Regions from separate parts of the Mus musculus genome. Here region 2 is linked to region 1. A link is a loop called in an ENCODE intact Hi-C map of the cell type or tissue named here. Cell type or tissue: heart. All regions are shown on one strand. Each heading gives the region's core, and the rest is flanking DNA. Links, peaks and the distances in the headings are about the cores only.

Evidence for each region. Hi-C counts contacts between places; a loop is a spot of excess contacts. Peaks named below come from ENCODE experiments on the same cell type or tissue, not always from the same donor. Only the 100,000 strongest peaks of a DNase experiment are listed, where the experiment ranks them.
Region 2: a loop joins it to region 1, with 9 times the contacts of the local background. A loop is called at or near these places in 4 of 42 quality-filtered maps.

The regions. Positions count from the first base shown.
Region 1 is chr8:118,390,593-118,398,933 of GRCm38, reverse strand. The region is part of intron 1 of Cdh13 (cadherin 13); the gene reads right to left. Among named protein-coding and RNA genes, the nearest start is that of Gm24035, 32 kb to the left of the region's middle. In heart, for the core only: no CTCF peak of the experiment used is centred there; DNase peaks (open chromatin) are centred at 3,493, 4,513 and 4,893.
Region 2 is chr8:118,848,465-118,856,805 of GRCm38, reverse strand. It overlaps Cdh13 (cadherin 13), which reads right to left. Exons shown (of 14, transcript NM_019707.5): 5 at 4,935-5,087. Among named protein-coding and RNA genes, the nearest start is that of Gm31893, 200 kb to the left of the region's middle. In heart, for the core only: no CTCF peak of the experiment used is centred there; DNase peaks (open chromatin) are centred at 1,925, 3,725 and 6,195.

The DNA.
Region 1 (8,341 bases), core at 265-8,264:
TGTGGACACTTTGCCCCTTCTTAGAATTGGGAACAAAACACCCATGGAAGGAGTTACAGAGACAAACTAAGTTATTCTTATCCGGATATTTTAATCACAGTAGCAGGGAAAGAAACTAATACAAAAGTCTCGAATCCGAGGATATAGTGGGGACAGCCACATGTCAGTACCCACAAAACATGAGGTAGTCATACACAGAGGTCTGCAGCTGGCGAGAGAGTTGCATCAACTCCTTAGTGTGGGAGCTCCTATGACTGGGAGGATAAATGATGATCAACATGGAACCAAAGTCCCTCACTTGCAAGGAAGAATCAAAGAAGGGATGTTTTGAGCATCGGGGGTAAAGATTTGGGATGTTGACTGAAGATGAAAGATTTGGTATATTGTTTTGAGGCAGAGTTTGATATTCACTTTGAATTAGGCTAAAACAGGCGAGCTATTGAGGAGACTGCATGAGGTGCCAGCCCCTTCCTTTCAGCCAGTTATTTCGTAACCTATCCATGGTTTCTCTACATCTAAGCCTCAGGAGCAGGGAAGCGAGATCTGTGAGGCCCGTATGTCCTGTTCCTGTGGGATATTATTACAGCTTCGAGGATTTAATGAGCCAATTTTAAACACTAATTTAAAAAATGAAATTATTGGCACTAATAATTAAATAACCTCAAAGTAGCAAATACCCAAAATATATCACTCTCTAATTATATTTCTATAGTTTCTCTTTGTGCCCATGACATGATTTGTAGATTTTAGATCCATATGGCAGAAATACAGGAGTGGTGTGCAACCGCACAGCTTGTTCTTGGCGGTGGAAATCTGGGCGAGCTAACCCCAAGCCCTCGTGCCTGCCAGGCAAGCACTAAACTACAACCTAGCCACACAACTACAGAACTCCCCCCATCTGTCTGCCTCCAGCAATGCATGGTTTGCAGCTTCCCATCCACCTTGTGTGGATATTCCCTCTATAGAAATAGGCAAAGACTACAAACCAATGCTTGAAGGTTTCAGTTAAGAGAGGGCTTGATTCCCTGGTACTCCATAGCATGCCTCTGGTTGATGCTTTCTGCAAGGACCAGCCGATTTGTTGCTCTGCCAACAATGAGTCCTGGTTTTTTTTTTTTTAATTTGTTTTTGTTTGTTTGTTTAAGTTTGCTTCAGGAAGTGTTGGCAATTTGGCTGACCAAGAGTTGGAAAAGGCACAAGTATTAAAGTCAGAACTTGCAGCTGTTTGGAGTCATATTAGCAGACAGGGGCTGGCAAGATAATTAACACTTGCTGCTCTTGCAGAGGATCAGGGATCCGTTCCCAGCACCCACAGCAGGAAGCACACAACTCACCTGTTTCTCCAGCTCCAGGAGATGTAATGCCCTGTGCCCTCTCCCAGATACAGATACGCATGTGGTGCACATAAATCCAAATAGGCACACACACATACATTCATAAAAATTACAAATATTTAGACTGCATCATGTCCCTTTTGAAGACTTGTGTTTGGGTCCCAACTCTCACATCTAGCAGTTTACAAACAATGTAACTCTACCTCCAGGGTGTACAGACACATGCACACAAACACACAAGCATGCATGCACATAATTCAAATTAAAATAAATCTTAGTGTTGCAACAGACATTCAGAAAATCTCCAGGTGTCTATTAAAACCAGGCACCAGAAGAAGCCATTTAGGACCCATGGGGTGGTACGGGAGAATGTTCTAGACACTTAGAGCATGGTAGGTAGGAAAGGGAGAGAGGGAGGGGGACGCAAGGCACAAGGCACCACAACAAAGAGGAGGAGGGAAAACTTCCCTTCTGCATCGGGCTTTCTATCCTTCATTGCCAAGGTCTCTGCCCAGGCATTGACAGTCCCAAGAAATCAGTGATTAACTCTACTACATCTGCAGTTATTATTCTCTTCATCACACTCACACCTCGGGCCATCCCATTTACATAATGAGAAAGAGAATCTACTAGAGAATCCAGTGTGTGTTGAGTGTCACCAGCCTGCCTTGTTAGTTGATACAGTAAATAACACTTGCGTCCCAGGCTGCGGCTCTGGGGGATATTCTGTTCATTTTAGTTATCATCTTGTTTTCCCCAATTTGGTTGTGGAGCTTTTCATAGAACCATTCAGAGACATAGGCATTATTTCATGGTGCTTTAGCCACGGTGTTGCTTGGAGATAGATGTGACCAATCAGCTCCCCAGCTGAGCGGTGCGGGCTGGACCCACTGCTTTCTGTGCATTTTGACCTGAGAGTGTTTTCCTAAACTCACCTGTGGGTGGGCTCAGATTTCTCCTCTTCCCAGCAGTCCTGTATACCGTTAGACACTAAAAGCTCTGGGCAGAGTGAACCACACAATTTGCAGGGATGGATGTAAGGTGGAAATGTGGGGTTCCTTATTCTAAAAGCAGGCAGAGTGTTTTGGCATCTCCCCTTTCTCAGCTTAATGTAGTGCTTTTATTTACTACATGAAAACCCAAAAAGGTAAATATAGACCCTCTTAGGCACCGGGAACTCTCCCTTGTGGTTCTGCCTGGGCTAAACCCATACCTGACTTAACTTGTCCAAGTCTCATAGCTCTGGTCCATGCTGGAGGAAGGAACTGAGATAATGGGTTGAATGAGGGAGCAGTTGGCTATAAGACCCTGCCCTGGGAAAGCAGGTCTGCCCGGGATATGAAGCTACAGACTCCAGCTCATACATCACTGGTCCACTAAACTTCACGGGTAGAACACTCTTTAAAACAATTGGGGATATCAAGTCCATGACCGCCAAACACAAATGCTATAAATACAGATGTGTCTTGTGAGCACAGAGCATCATACGATCTTTAGTGGACCAGATCTATGGCGATACTCTTGACTGTAAACCTGACATGGGTTATCTGGCATTGTGGCAGTTGACACACGCCACAGGGCTTTGCATGTGACAGCATGCACTAAAGAATGCAGGTGTCAGAAAGGGAGAAGGAAGTGTAGAAAGAGGGTGAGAGTGGCAGGGATCGGACTGAAGAGAGAACTGCTCCCATGGTTCTGCTACTTGTTATTCTCCATCCCCACTAGAGCCTGCTGCTTCTATGTTTAAATGAAAAAAAAAAAAAAAAACATTCAAAGGCAGTTGTTTTAAGTGACCGGCCACAGCATTAAAAGCGCTCGCTAAATATTTACAAAATGCATGTGCTCAGCCGTAACCCAAATGTGGACTTGAGAGTCTTTGCCTCTGCTTTGGGGAAGAAGAGGAAGCATAAACCAAGCTCTTGATTCGAGCTGTTAACAAGGTCCAGGTAGACTTAGGAGAGAATCGTTCACGCTGCTCTGTCCCACACACCCATTGGCTGCGAGCATTCTGCCAGATTTCTTTTTCTTCCTTTTCATTATCACAAAAGCAAAAGTATGTCATGTAAAGACTTCCCTCTCTGCCTGAGACCTTCTTAAGACAACAGTGAGAGGGGAAATGAGTCCAGCTTTCAGGCAATTCCTGGGCAGCAGCTCCAGCTTCCCACTGGGTCATTAGAGTATAGCATACAGACTGGAAGTGCTTCCGTCTTCTTCTATAGAGTCCGTGAGAGGAAACTCCAGCAAGATCCCCCGGGAACAAAGAGAACACAATAAAAATGTAAGATACAATTGGAGTCTGGCAGTAACACACCCTTGGGCCAAGATCTGTAAGGTTGGTTTTCCAAAAACAGATGAAAGTACAGACATCCTTCCTGGATGTCCAGGAAAGTCGTGGTCATTTAAATCAAGACCTGGCTTGTTTACTTAGCAAGAAAGATATTCTTATTTCTGGCCAGAGATCCCCTTAGCATCTGCTTCCTGATTTATGTCTACCACTGTCCACCAAACACTGATGCTTGAGGGAATTACTCTCCGTTTACCCTGTGTAACTCCAGCTTCCAGAACTCACATAGGCTCGGATGGTTAACGTAAGTACGGCCTTTGAGCGCAACACTTCCACAGTTGGCTGAGAGGGGTTGTTGAGAATTCTCAATCCAAGGATATACCTACCATGATGCCTAATTAGGAAGCTGGCAACGTTACTCCCATGTGCCCATCCATCAACCTACCAAACATTCATTCTTATAGTTTTATCAGCCACAAGCTTCCATGAATCTACCTGTATGTGTCTACTAGTGCAGAATGAGGGGATGGAGGAATGATGATCAAGGAGTGGAAAGGAAGAGATTTTTGTCAAGCCTTTGCTTACATACAAAATAGTCTAATATATTAAGTTTAATAAAGACGTGCTCTATCTGCAGGGTTGGAGCTACACTCTAGATCGTCCATGCAGAATGGTCTGACATGGGACGTGAGGAGCAGAGACATTGGTTCTCAACAAAGACATCTGAAGTCTGCATAGGAGTCACAGCAGGTTGGCCTAGAGACAGAATTGGCTATTGTTATTCTACTTCCTGGAAATTCTCTGGGTACCTGGTTTGTTACACAACAATGGACCTGTGTGCCTCTGTCCTGTGCACTGTTCAATCTATTTGGAGTGGTCTCTTTCATCTGTCCCTTATTTGTCTTTTGGCAGCTGTGCCCCACTGCTGACTCATTGTGAGGTCACAATCCAAGGGAAACAAAACAACAAAACCCACAGAAGCCCCGACTCTTGTTCCCATTGAATCAAAGTTCAACTCTCAGAACTGCCTCTCCACTCATGACCATGGAGCTATTACTCAGAGCCCATTTTCACTGACAAATTGCACACACAATTAAGGGCAGGAACCATCATCTTGTCCTGGGAGTCAGAAGAAAAGGAGCCAACCACGCTCTACTTAGTGAATTCATTGCCTCGTTCAGCAAAGGCCTCTTCCGAATTGGAACATGGACAGGCTACAATAATGAGAGTCATTTCCTGCAGACTGTGGATCCAGTCTCTTTTCTTAGCAGATGTACGTCACTCTGTGGAGAAGCAGCCAGGCCTTTGGCAGAGTCCATAGCTGTGACATTAAAAAAAGCCAGTGAGTCACATAGGACAGTCCAGCTTCTGGGTCAGATGGCAGTGGGGGACGGCATTAAGGAGGACACAGAAGATTTTTTCCTCTAGTCTTTTCTACACTGAGAAATACTTGAAAAGTCAGCCGACCTGATGATATAGTAAAGTGTGTGCTGTGCAAGATGAAGACCTGAGTTCGAATCCCTAGCATCTGTGTTTTAAAACTGCTGAGCATATACCACAGGGCTGTCACCCCAAAACTGGGGAGGCAGAGACATGGGGATCCCTGAGACTTGTTGGGCAGCCAGCCTAGCCAAATCTTCAGGAATCATGAGAGATTCTCTTCCTCCCTGCCCCCTCAATAAAAGTTGGATGGCTCTTGAGGGACAATATACAATGACCTTTGGTCTCTACATTAATCTCTATGAGCACACAAATCTCTCTCTCTCTCTTTCATACACACACACATATGTACACACTTTCTCTCTCACACACACAGTCACCACAGACACACACATATGTACACCACATACCACACCCCTACACAGATACAACACACACACACACACACACACACATACACATTTACTTGTCCCTACAAATACATGTACACATACACACACACACACACCAGTACACACATGGAATATTCTCAGTTGTAGCTTATTAGAGAGGGGATCCAAGTTGAAAAGACAGTCACAATGGTTTTTAGGATACCAACTTTGCTGCTAATTCCTAAGGCCCCAGAGTAGACATAATTCATATAGTCACACCATGCAGCTATTCAAAAAATATGAAAACATCTTAGAGAAACTAATTTATAAATGGACTCAAAACCTCCAAGGTTTCTGTTTAAACAACAAAGCCCTTTCTTTTAGCACAGAGGCAATGATTCTCAAACTCTAACCCACAGTGTTACCAGGGAGACTTGTTAAACAGTCCTGCTTCCCAGCATATCTGGGGCTATGAGGCTGGGAGAATACAGAGGATTTACATTTCTGACAGATTTTCAGGATTTCCTAATCTAGGGACCCTGCTTTGAAAACCACTCTGCCAAAAAAATAAATACTTCGCTGTATATATACACACACACATCCCTTTCCTTCCCCCCATGTAATGCATATGGAGAAAGCAGAAATAACTGAGGAGGGAGTCCTCTAACCCTGCTGCCTAACAGATCTCTCGGGGAACTTGTTAAATTCTAATCCAAACTCAAGAGGTGTTGGGTGGGGTCTGAGACCATGTTTTTCTGTCCATTCCCAAGTAAGTGTGGCTGCTGCTCTCAGACCACGGAGTCCATCCTCAGCTGTCATCTGAGGGTCACTCTTTCACGGTACGCATGGTATTTCAGGCTGCTCAAGCAGCCCCCTGCAAGCTAAGCACCTTGTATGGAGGGAGCAGGTTTTCAATTCCAAAACAATTACATTAGATTGCAAAGGTCCTTTGCATAGAGGAAGGTTATATGGTGGGCTATAGATATAGCTCAGTGGAAGAGTCCTTATCTAGTATGCACAGAGCCCTGGGCTCTGCCCACAGATCTGCATAAAACCGGGTATGGTGACACACACCTGTAATCTTGCCACTTGGGAGGTTGAAGCAGGCAGATTAGGAGTTCAAGGTGATCCATATGTACATAGAAAATTTGAGCCTAACCTGGGATACATAAGACCTTGTCAATAAATACATAATGAATGAATGATAGATAGATAGATAGATAGATAGATAGATAGATAGATAGATGAAGATAGTTATGTGAATGCAGCAATTCAACATATTCCTAGCATCTATTATTAATGTCTTCACAGCAGAGTTTTTACCATCAGAGATATAAAAATAAAAGTGCCAGGCTGGCCCTAAACACAACAGCTACTCCTTACAGGCTTTAATTCAAGCACTTGGGAGGCAAAGAGAGATGGATCTCTGTGAGTTTGAGGCCAGCATGGTCTACATAGTGAGTTTTAAGACAGCCAATGATATATAGAGAGAGACCCTGTCTCAAAAAAACAAACAAAACCAAAAGTGCCAAATTACAAAAAGTAATCTTATTGATTGTATGCAAAGTTAAGCTGTGGATTGACTGGATGGGAGAGAGAGGGAGGGAAGGAGGGAGGGAGGGAGAGAGAGAGAGAGAGAGAAGAATAGAGAGATGATAGATAGATCTATGAGGATAGATGACTAGATAGATAGATAGACAGACAGACAGATGATGGATGGGTGAGCAGATAGAAAGATAGATGATAAATTGATAGATTGATAGATGGTAGATACAGATGATAGATGATTGATAGATACTAGCTAGACGATCAATGGATAATAGATTGGTACCAGAGAGCTAGATAGACAATAGGTACATAGATGACAGATCACTGATGGTCAGATATGCATGCATTCTTGAGTAAACTCATCTCTTTAGATTAGTGAACTGATTTTATTGAGTCTCTCTTAGTACTTTAAATAAAATATTATTTGATAGGGCAACTTTATTCACAAGTGGAAATTTGCAATTAATTATTAGTATGAAAACTGGAGGGGAGTTTGATCCTTATTTTCAGCAGCTGGTTTGAGAAGAATCCCGAATTCCTGAGTTTTGTTTGTTTGTTTGTTTGTTTTGCTACCAATGATGAGGGGACATTTTTTTACTTTTAGTGTTGCAAGCTCTCTAGAATCACCCAGATTTTAAAGAACATGTCCAAATACTATCCTGTCATAGTTTCTGCATCAACTTGACACAAGGAGAAAGGGGAACCTCAGCTGAGGAATTGTTTCCATCATATTGGCCTGTGCCCATGTCGGTGGGGGGTCTTTTCCGCAATTGTTAACTGAGGTAGGATAGCCCAGCCCACTGTGGGTGGTACCATCCTTACTCAGGTGGCCTGGGTGAGACTGGGAGCAAGCCAGTAAGCAGCTTTCCTTCATAGCTCCTCCCTCTGCTCCTGCCTGAGTTCCTTCCCTGACCTCCCTCAGCACTGGTCTGTAACTTATAGGATGAAATAAACTCATTTCTCCCAGAGTCGGTTTTGAACATGGTGTTTCATCACAGGAACAAAAAAAGCAAACTCTAACACATTCAATATTCAGATGATGGAAGAATATGGACACACATGTGCATATATATACACATGTGTACATGTATGTGGGTGAATAAATGATTTTATAAATATATATTACCTTTTTGTGTCCCCAGTTACTTTAAGAGCAGTTAATGCTGACTAATGTAATTAAGCCTGTGAGTGGATACACTCTGGTGGTATTATCAAACGTTTCCATGGTTTGGAGGAAGAAGTTGGCCATCTGTAAGCATGAGAAACGCAACAGTTGCTAACTGACTTGGCAACCTTACCTTGCAAAATTGCTTTCTGGAAATCAAACAAGACAAGATTGCACTGGAACCTCTCAGCTTCCCACT
Region 2 (8,341 bases), core at 266-8,265, 460 kb before region 1:
ACCGACATCCGTATAACACGACATCTTGGAAGCCCCTTTGGTCTTCAGCCAACATATTAATTATCAGTAAATGTAATAAACATTCTCTATAGGTCTGTGCATGTCAAGGACTCTAATGGCTTGAATGTAAAACGAGCCCCTCAGACTGTAAGCCAGAACAAACCCTTCTGTTAAGTTACCCTTAAGTTGCTTCATGTGTTTCATTGCAGCGACAAGGGAAGTAATTAACACAAGATCCTAGTAGGCAGTCTAGAACACAGTAGGTACACAGGAAAGTCAGTTCCCATTTTCTTTCCAAACACTCCCCTCTCCTCTCACCCAGTCAGCTGTCCAACTCCTACTATGCAGACCTGGTCAAGGGTGACATGTGCCTTTCCCATCTATCTGCTGTGCTTCCTGTCTTGGCTCATACCCCCCATGGAGACCACTCCAAGCCTCCCACCAAGACCCTCACTTGCCTAACTGACACTGTCTCCCACTCCATTCCTGTCCTCCCATATTGACAAATTAGCAGCCAGCAGATTCCATTCACAGTGAGAGAGAATCATTACCACCCGCTAATATTTTTATAGAATTTCATAAACTTGGTCATTCATGAATCATTTACAGTACTTTATTCCAATGAGGAGTTCACAAATCACTCAAACACTGGCAAAACGCATAATAATGAGTGATATTTCAGGAGGCTTTACATTAATATGTCAGCTCCCAAGACTGCAAGAGCTAAATGATCTTGCCAGGTGCCACTTCAGGTCAGAACCACAGGAAGCCCTTCTGGGCACTGGGGCCGGGGACTGTGTAGGGTGCCAGTCAGTCGCAGAACGGGATGGAACTTAAGAGTCATTGATCCCACAGTCGGTCAGACCCTCTCTCAGCCCCATTCAGATAGGTCCTAGGAAAGAGGCTAAGGAACCTGGGTCCCGTGTTGATGTCTAGTTGGGGATAAAAGTGGGAAGAGGGGACTTAGAAGCAAGGCTTTGGAACCGTTGGGAAACTGGGATGGATCCTGAATCTAATACACACTGAGTCCTTGAGGAAGTTGGCAACACTGTTTCCTTCTCTCTTCCTTCCTCCCTTCTCTTTTTTCCCTCCTCCCTCCCTCCTTTCTCTCTCCCTCCCTCCCCTCTCTCCCTTCCTTCCTCCCTCCCTCCCTCCTCTCTCTCCCTTCTTCCCTCCCTCCCTCCCTCCCTCCCTCCCTCCCTCCCTCCCTCCCTCCCTCCCTCCCTCCCTCCTTCCTCCTCACCTTCCTTCTTTCCAACTGAACAGTGTCCACACATGCTAGGCAGGCGCCTCTACCACTGAACTGTATCTCCTGCCTTCTTTCTAAGTTGTTATTTGAGACAGGATCTCATTGGATTGTCCAGACTGGTTTTAGATTCACTCCGTGACTCTAACTGGCCTTCCACCTGTGATCCTTTCTGCCTCAGCCTCCTGGGTACCTAGGATGACAGGGGGGCTGCTCTGCTCCTTGTCCTTGGCAACTCTGCTTCTTCTGCCTCTTGTGTGAGACAGATAAGATTGTGCACAGGGAGGGGTTCCAAGCTATCTGCAGTGCAGTGTTTAAAAGTGGTAGCTTTTAATACTGGTATTCATTTAGGGTCAGGGATGGCTGTATCTCCAGTAATGTCTTATTCACCGGCCCCCTTGACTTCCATCAGTGCCTTCTGGTTGGATCTGGGGGAACTGTTGGCTCCCAGACCCGTGCTTTTGCACATGAACAGTGTTATTTGACTCCAAAACAAACAACAGCTATATTAGCGCAATTATGATGTCAACACACACACCTACATACTCTCTCTGCTTTTGAAGCTTGGGAGAATAGAAGCGAAAGCCCAGGGGATGTTGAGACTTAGGATGTGTGCTTAGAAGCCACTCTGTTCCCAGGCACGATGACTGTTACAACCAGAATGAACCTGGCCCCCATCTTCCAGACAGGAAGTCATTTCCCAAGAGAGTTTGAAACGGACAGGATATACACCATCCTTGTGTCTAAGGATAGCCTGACAGGAGTCACCTGCTCCTCCTCCGGGAGACAAGGAAACGGAAGGGAAGGGCTGAGACATTGGGAGACAAAGCAGGAGAACCCAGGCTGCCATGGCGGTGCGGAGCAAAGACCCCTTTCTTAGAATGAAAGGGAACAACTTTGCCATTCATCCATCCTTGTCCTCCTGGGACCACACCCCATGATGCTCGGCGGCACGGGACCTGCATATGGCTGGAGACCCTACAACACACCACATGGCTACAATATAACCCAGAAGTTCTGGGAGAAGCCTTCAGCTGGAGTTTCTGAAACGATTAAACCACTGGTCATGGGTGACCTAATTCTGCCTGATAACCTGAGCCCTGAAGGCTGCTGTGACTGTCCCCAAAAGTCTCCCACCTCCTCGGACTTCGTCACTGTACCTGGAGATAAAGATCACTGCCACCTGAGGTAGAAGCCCATACTGAAGTGGGCTGAGTGTGTGGCACCCAGAGTCTTCACCTGGATATCATAGGCTTCTAGCAGAATGACACCCTATAAACTAATCCTGGATCCCACAAACATCAACGTGGTACTTCCTACTCATTAATGTGTGCAGGCAGCACCTTGAAAGACAACTCACTGACTCTCATTCCCCAGGTCTCATAACCTGAGTTTCCAGGGTACAGGCACTCCCTGGTAGACCTCATTCTCTTCATTTAATATCTCCTGCTTATCCCCCAAATCCCTTTGATACTTCACGGAAGGACAGTGCGACCACAGCTCTTGTTTACATTAGACATCGTTGTGTTTGTCAGATGTATGACACCAGGTCAAACATGTTAGGAGACGGTAGAACTTAAAAACTTTCAGGAAAACGATGCGGCTTGAGAGAGGCCCTGATTCAGGAGGGTCTGCTACATGCTGGGCATTGTGCCAGGTGTTCACAGAAAGAACCCCGTTTTACCTTGTATGGAGAGGCGCCTCCTATTCTCTGTACCTTGTGGAAGAAATAACAGCAAGATGAGAGAGGGTTGCCCTGGCTCGCACGGCTCAGGGAGAAACATGGCTGCTGAGATGTGTGTGACAGGGTTGCTATTTTTTAGTTTGTCTTCTTCTGATCCCTGAACTCTTAGCCACTGAGCTTAGAAACGATTAAACTCACCAGACCCCCACCTCGGTTCCTTGGTTTTGCAACCTCACATATATCCCATGACAGGTTTGGGGAGAGAAGGTGGGGCCTTTCACAGACACAGGCCAAGTCCTCCCTGGTTATTGTCACAGCCTGTGGGTCTAGCATCAAAATTTTCCAACAGTCAGCCTTCCCCTTGGTGCAAACAGCTCACCTTTGGTACACACTGATCGGTACTTTCTCCTGTTCATAAAAGGTTCCGAAAGCCCTTAAAAGAACTCAGAGGTGTATCCATCTTCCTGGAACCAAGACCCACAATGCTTTGGGACATGGAACCTGCTAGCAGACAAGGACCCCACAACACAACATGTGGCCAACAGCAGATGCCTCTCATGACCATGGTCTGACTTTACTGAACTTTACTGACTTTACTGAAATTCACATAGAAAAAGGGCAAGAGAGCCACATGCAGAGCCCACAGCCTCAAACACAACCAGCAACTCTGAATTTCCTCCTTCCTCTTCCTTTTTTTTTTAACATAATTTTAATCGATGGAACCATTTGCATGTGACACCAACAGAATAGCACAAACTTGGGGAGCAGCCCGCCAAGATGGAAATCCCAGCTGGCAACGGACAAGCGGTCCGTGCTCACAAGTCAAATGCTTTTTCCTCATTAGGAAATAAGGCGGTAATATAATTTACTTATCAGCTGTTCCCAGAATCGAATTACAGGAAACAAATTACATGCTTAAAACAAGTCCCCGGCACAGAGTGCATTCACAGAGGGTTTGTGGTTTGTGTACCTGCGACGAGCAACCATAGCGATGGCATGAATACCGCAGTTCCCAAGGAGACTCGCATTCCCAGCATCCATGGCTTTTTCTGTATTTACTTTTTCAATCACATCTGGGTATTTAATTTTATACATTTCCTTGATTTTTTTTTCTTTTACCATGGCTCTGAAGGCACACCTGTCCTAATGCATGCAAACACTTCAGAACAAGGACACCATATGTGTTTGTCTTCTGTCTCTTGTATCTTGTCTTGAATATTCCCATGTAACTACTCTGTTTCCACACAAGATTTCTTCATAGTTATTTTATAGATTTGTGTTCTTTCTCTCTCTCTCTCTCTCTCTCTCTCTCTCTCTCTGTGTGTGTGTGTGTGTGTGTGTGTGTGTGTGTGCAGACAGTGCCTGTGGAGGTCAAGAGAGGGCACTGACTCCCCTTGAGTTGGACTTATGGGTGGGTGTGAGCTGCTCAATATGGGTTTTGGCAACCAAAGTCAGTCCTTGGAAGAGCACCAAGTGCTCTCGACCACTGAGTTCCCACTCCAGTCTGCTGCATCTTAAATGCTGCAGGAAGCTGCCTTCCTTGACACCCTGATGCCAGCACCCCTCCTGCAGTTCACTATTTAGCAATGCTCCACCCTCAGGGCCAAGGCCCACATTGTACAAAACTGCACTAACTCTTCCAGATTTCATCAGGATAAATGTCTAAAAGCAGGATTATCTTGTCTGAGGGTTTGTACTTATCACGGTGACTCGGAACACAGGCCTCTGAAAGCCAGGCTTGGCCTCAGGGTTTTGACCTCCTCCGAGGTGCCTCTGGTATCTGTCTCATTGGTCTCTGGAACCCAAAGAGTGACACAGGCCCGGTGGCTCTGCTGATGAGCTAGGGGGCCCCTCACTGTTAGGCTCCACTTTTGTTCTCCCAGAAGCACCTGGAGCCACACTTTCTCGGGTTTGATGAGGCACAGAAATAATTGGCTCGGTGGGAAGAAATCACTCTGAAATCCATATCTCTATGCGCAGGGTGAGCAGGCACCCAGGACTCACTTGATAAGTAGCGATCGTTTCTCTGTCCAGGGTCCGTGTCACGGAGACACTGCCTGTGTTCTCATTGATTCTGAAAGTTCCTTTAGGGTCTTGATCCACTCCCTTCCCGGTGAGCCGGAACTTGGACCCTTCGGGTCTGTCGCTATCGACTACCTGTTCAGAGAGACAGAGTGACATTTAAGACGGTCTGAAAGGCATGGAGAGAGCCCGCCATAGACACCCCACACATACACACACACACACACATCCCTTGGGGACCAAACCACTAGTGTCAGGTGCCAGCGCAAAGCTGCCTGATCAACCAAGATTAGCCAAAAGCAACCTTGCCCAAAATAGCATCATCATCGCTTAGCTTGGTTCATGCAAATGGTTACAACTTACAGCTGAGGAAGCTTAGCAATAGTGGAAGCCCTGGGTAATGGAGCAAGGCGGGCGGGTGATGAGGAAACTTGCATTGTTTCTAATGGAGGAAGGAGATTTGGTTTTCTCTGCAAGCAAGGGTAAGTGTAGGAGTTGTTTATCTGCCACACACTGGGCAGGCACTGAGCAAGGTTTATACTTTGTTGCTAGTGCTAGTGACCACACGCCTCATGGCTCCCCTGGGTGCCAGGCTCTGCTGAGCGACTCTCATGAACCTCTTTATACTTTTAAATGGTGCTTGGAATGGGACTTTTTTTTTTTTAATCATCCTGAGTTTGTTTATATAATGGATGGAACCACAGTGGTCTGCAAGGTGGCTGTGGTCCCTGCTCTTAAACAGATGAAAGTGAGATTCTAAACCACGTTGTCCGTATCTCCTGACACCACTGTGCAACACTGCTCTTTGTGACCATTGACCTTGGTCTGATATCCGAAGGCTAAGTTCAGAAACTAGAGGTAGAGGGAGGTTCTTGTGAGCACAAGGGACAGTCAAGTCAGAAGCCGCAGACAGGTGGGGGAACACCTAGAAAATTCCAGAAATGGGGAGTCTTGAGCACACTCTGAGCAGAGGAGAGTTTCGGGAAGGTAAGGGTTAAAATATGGAGGTCAAAATTTGGCGTGTGGAACTGCTCAGTTAAAGAGGGGGACTGATGCTTGCACAAGCTGTATCATATTCACCCGTATCTCATGTGCTATCTATCAGAGTTACCATTGTTAATCTGGTTATAACAAACGCAGCTTAAAGGCCATGAACGCGGGAGGCACAGATAGAAGGCTGCGGATGTGCAGGCAGCTGTAACTACTTCAACCATGAGCAGGTGTCTATGTAAATCAGCACCCTCCAGGGGCCCTGCAAGAACCAAGCCTGCAATTCTGCATGCAGGCACCAGGTGGCAGTGGTGTCTAAGCTAGGATGAGCATCTTGGTGGGAGCATCTTGGTGGGTGATGTGGGAGGACTGGTTGAGGTACATCAAAACAATTCCACAAGACAGGAAGGTTTTCTTGCGTTTTCATTTTTATGATTTAAAAAAATGTTCTCTAATGAAATATACTTAAGGCTTTAATTAAACACCAATTATCTCTGTTTGAATTTTTAAGATTAATGGAAAATAGGATCAATAACAAGATGTATGATACTTTTTGATAAAAAGACATTTTAATTGTGATTTCACTGGAGTTAACTCATCTCAGGTCCTTTCCTGAGCCCCCATCCCCTGCTTAGAGGCCTCAGAAGGTCAAAGACCCCATGGCTTCTTGGCCTTCTGGTTGAGGCCAGGGTCCACCATATTGTCCAGTTGAGCAAACACATGCCTGTCTTCATGCAAACACGTTACAATCCTATCTTCAAACACAGGGTTTTGCCTCTGCTCCCAATTTCATCAGGTGCAAAGTGGGGACAATCACTATTTAGTTCTGGGGGGTAGGGAGTGGGGAGGGAGGCTGAGGATTTAAAGAGACAGTATAGCTGGGCGTGGTGGCCGGGTCTATACTCATAGCCACACAGGGTCTGAGCCAGTTCAAAGCTTGAATGTTCCAGAGTGATTTAGAGCCAGCTTGAGCACCTTGGTAAGACCCTATCACAAAATATAACTTTAAAAGGAGGCTTAGGGGCTCGGGTGAGCAGGCCTGGAGGTTGTAAGGGAGAAATAGCTGGCCCTGCTCATTGCCTGGGCAATGCTGGAGAGCTGGCCCTGGTGGCACAGGTCCAGGAGAGCTGGTCCTGGTGGCACGGGTCCAGGAGAACTGGCTCTGGTGGCACAGGTCCAGGAGAGCTGGCCCTGGTGGTACGGGTCCAGGAGAGCTGGCAAGCTGAGCAAACCCAGCCTCTACCCCATCACAGATCTAGGGCTTTGAGCTGGCCTACCCCAACAACCATCCCATCTATGAATTGCTGGTACATGTGAAGGGACCAGTCCTGCAGATCCAAAGCTGCAGGATCTCCATGATATCGGGCAACAGCAGAATATCCTAGGGGAATCACGGTGAGGATCCAGTATTGATAGTGTAGCAGAAGCCACAGGCCTCAAAACCAGGTCAATGATTCACGCAATTAACATTTGCAAGTAGAAGCTGTTTGGGCAAAGGGTCTACTGTGTGACATACCACAACCTCCACGGATATATATTTAAAACAACCATATATATATGAAATATTAAATAAAATATTTAATATATAACATTTATGTATTATATTTACATAAGATTTATTATTAAATATATTAAATGCAAATAAAAATAATAAAAACAAATATATAAATATAAGTATATTAAATTTTAATATATTTTTAGTTTTCCTTTAGTGGGGAGGTTCCAAGGGCAGAGGGTAGATATGAAGGGAGGAGAATGGTGCATGATGGGAAATTCACAAAGAATCAATTTTAAAAATTAATAAAAAAGAGGGCTAGGGGTATACAGAGTCCTTGCCTAACATGCTTGAGGCCTTAGGTTCAGTCCTCAGTACAAAACCCCCAAACTAAAGCGTAAATGAAACACACAGACTGGGCGCTGATAAATCAGGGCTAACCACTGTAATTCCAATAGCAATAATTGCAATAAAATCACGCTGTTGCTCATGGGTGAGACGGATCCCTCCAGGCATAAAAGGCTTCTTAGCCAGATAATAAAATTAAATCCATTTCTAAGGGAATAGACTGGCGTTTTCAAGAAGTAAATTCACAGACTTCTCTGGTCCTGGAAGTGACGGTCCTAGCACAGTAGACGGGGACAGCTGGGACCCTTGGGTGACCCCTATTTCTATCACTTGCCCTCCGATGTGTATTCAGATGTCCCCTTCCTGCCCCTCGCACACTTGAGACAGGTTCCCTTAACCTGGAAGACAGTCTGAGCCAATAAACACCGCGTCTGTGTCCCTCGACAGCTGCGGAGGTGACCCTTTGAGGTGGGGCCCTGTTTCCATGGGCCTGGGGTGGGGCTCAGTGGGCTGGGGTGAGGCGAGCACCCACCAGGAAGCGCCTTCTCTGCTCTCT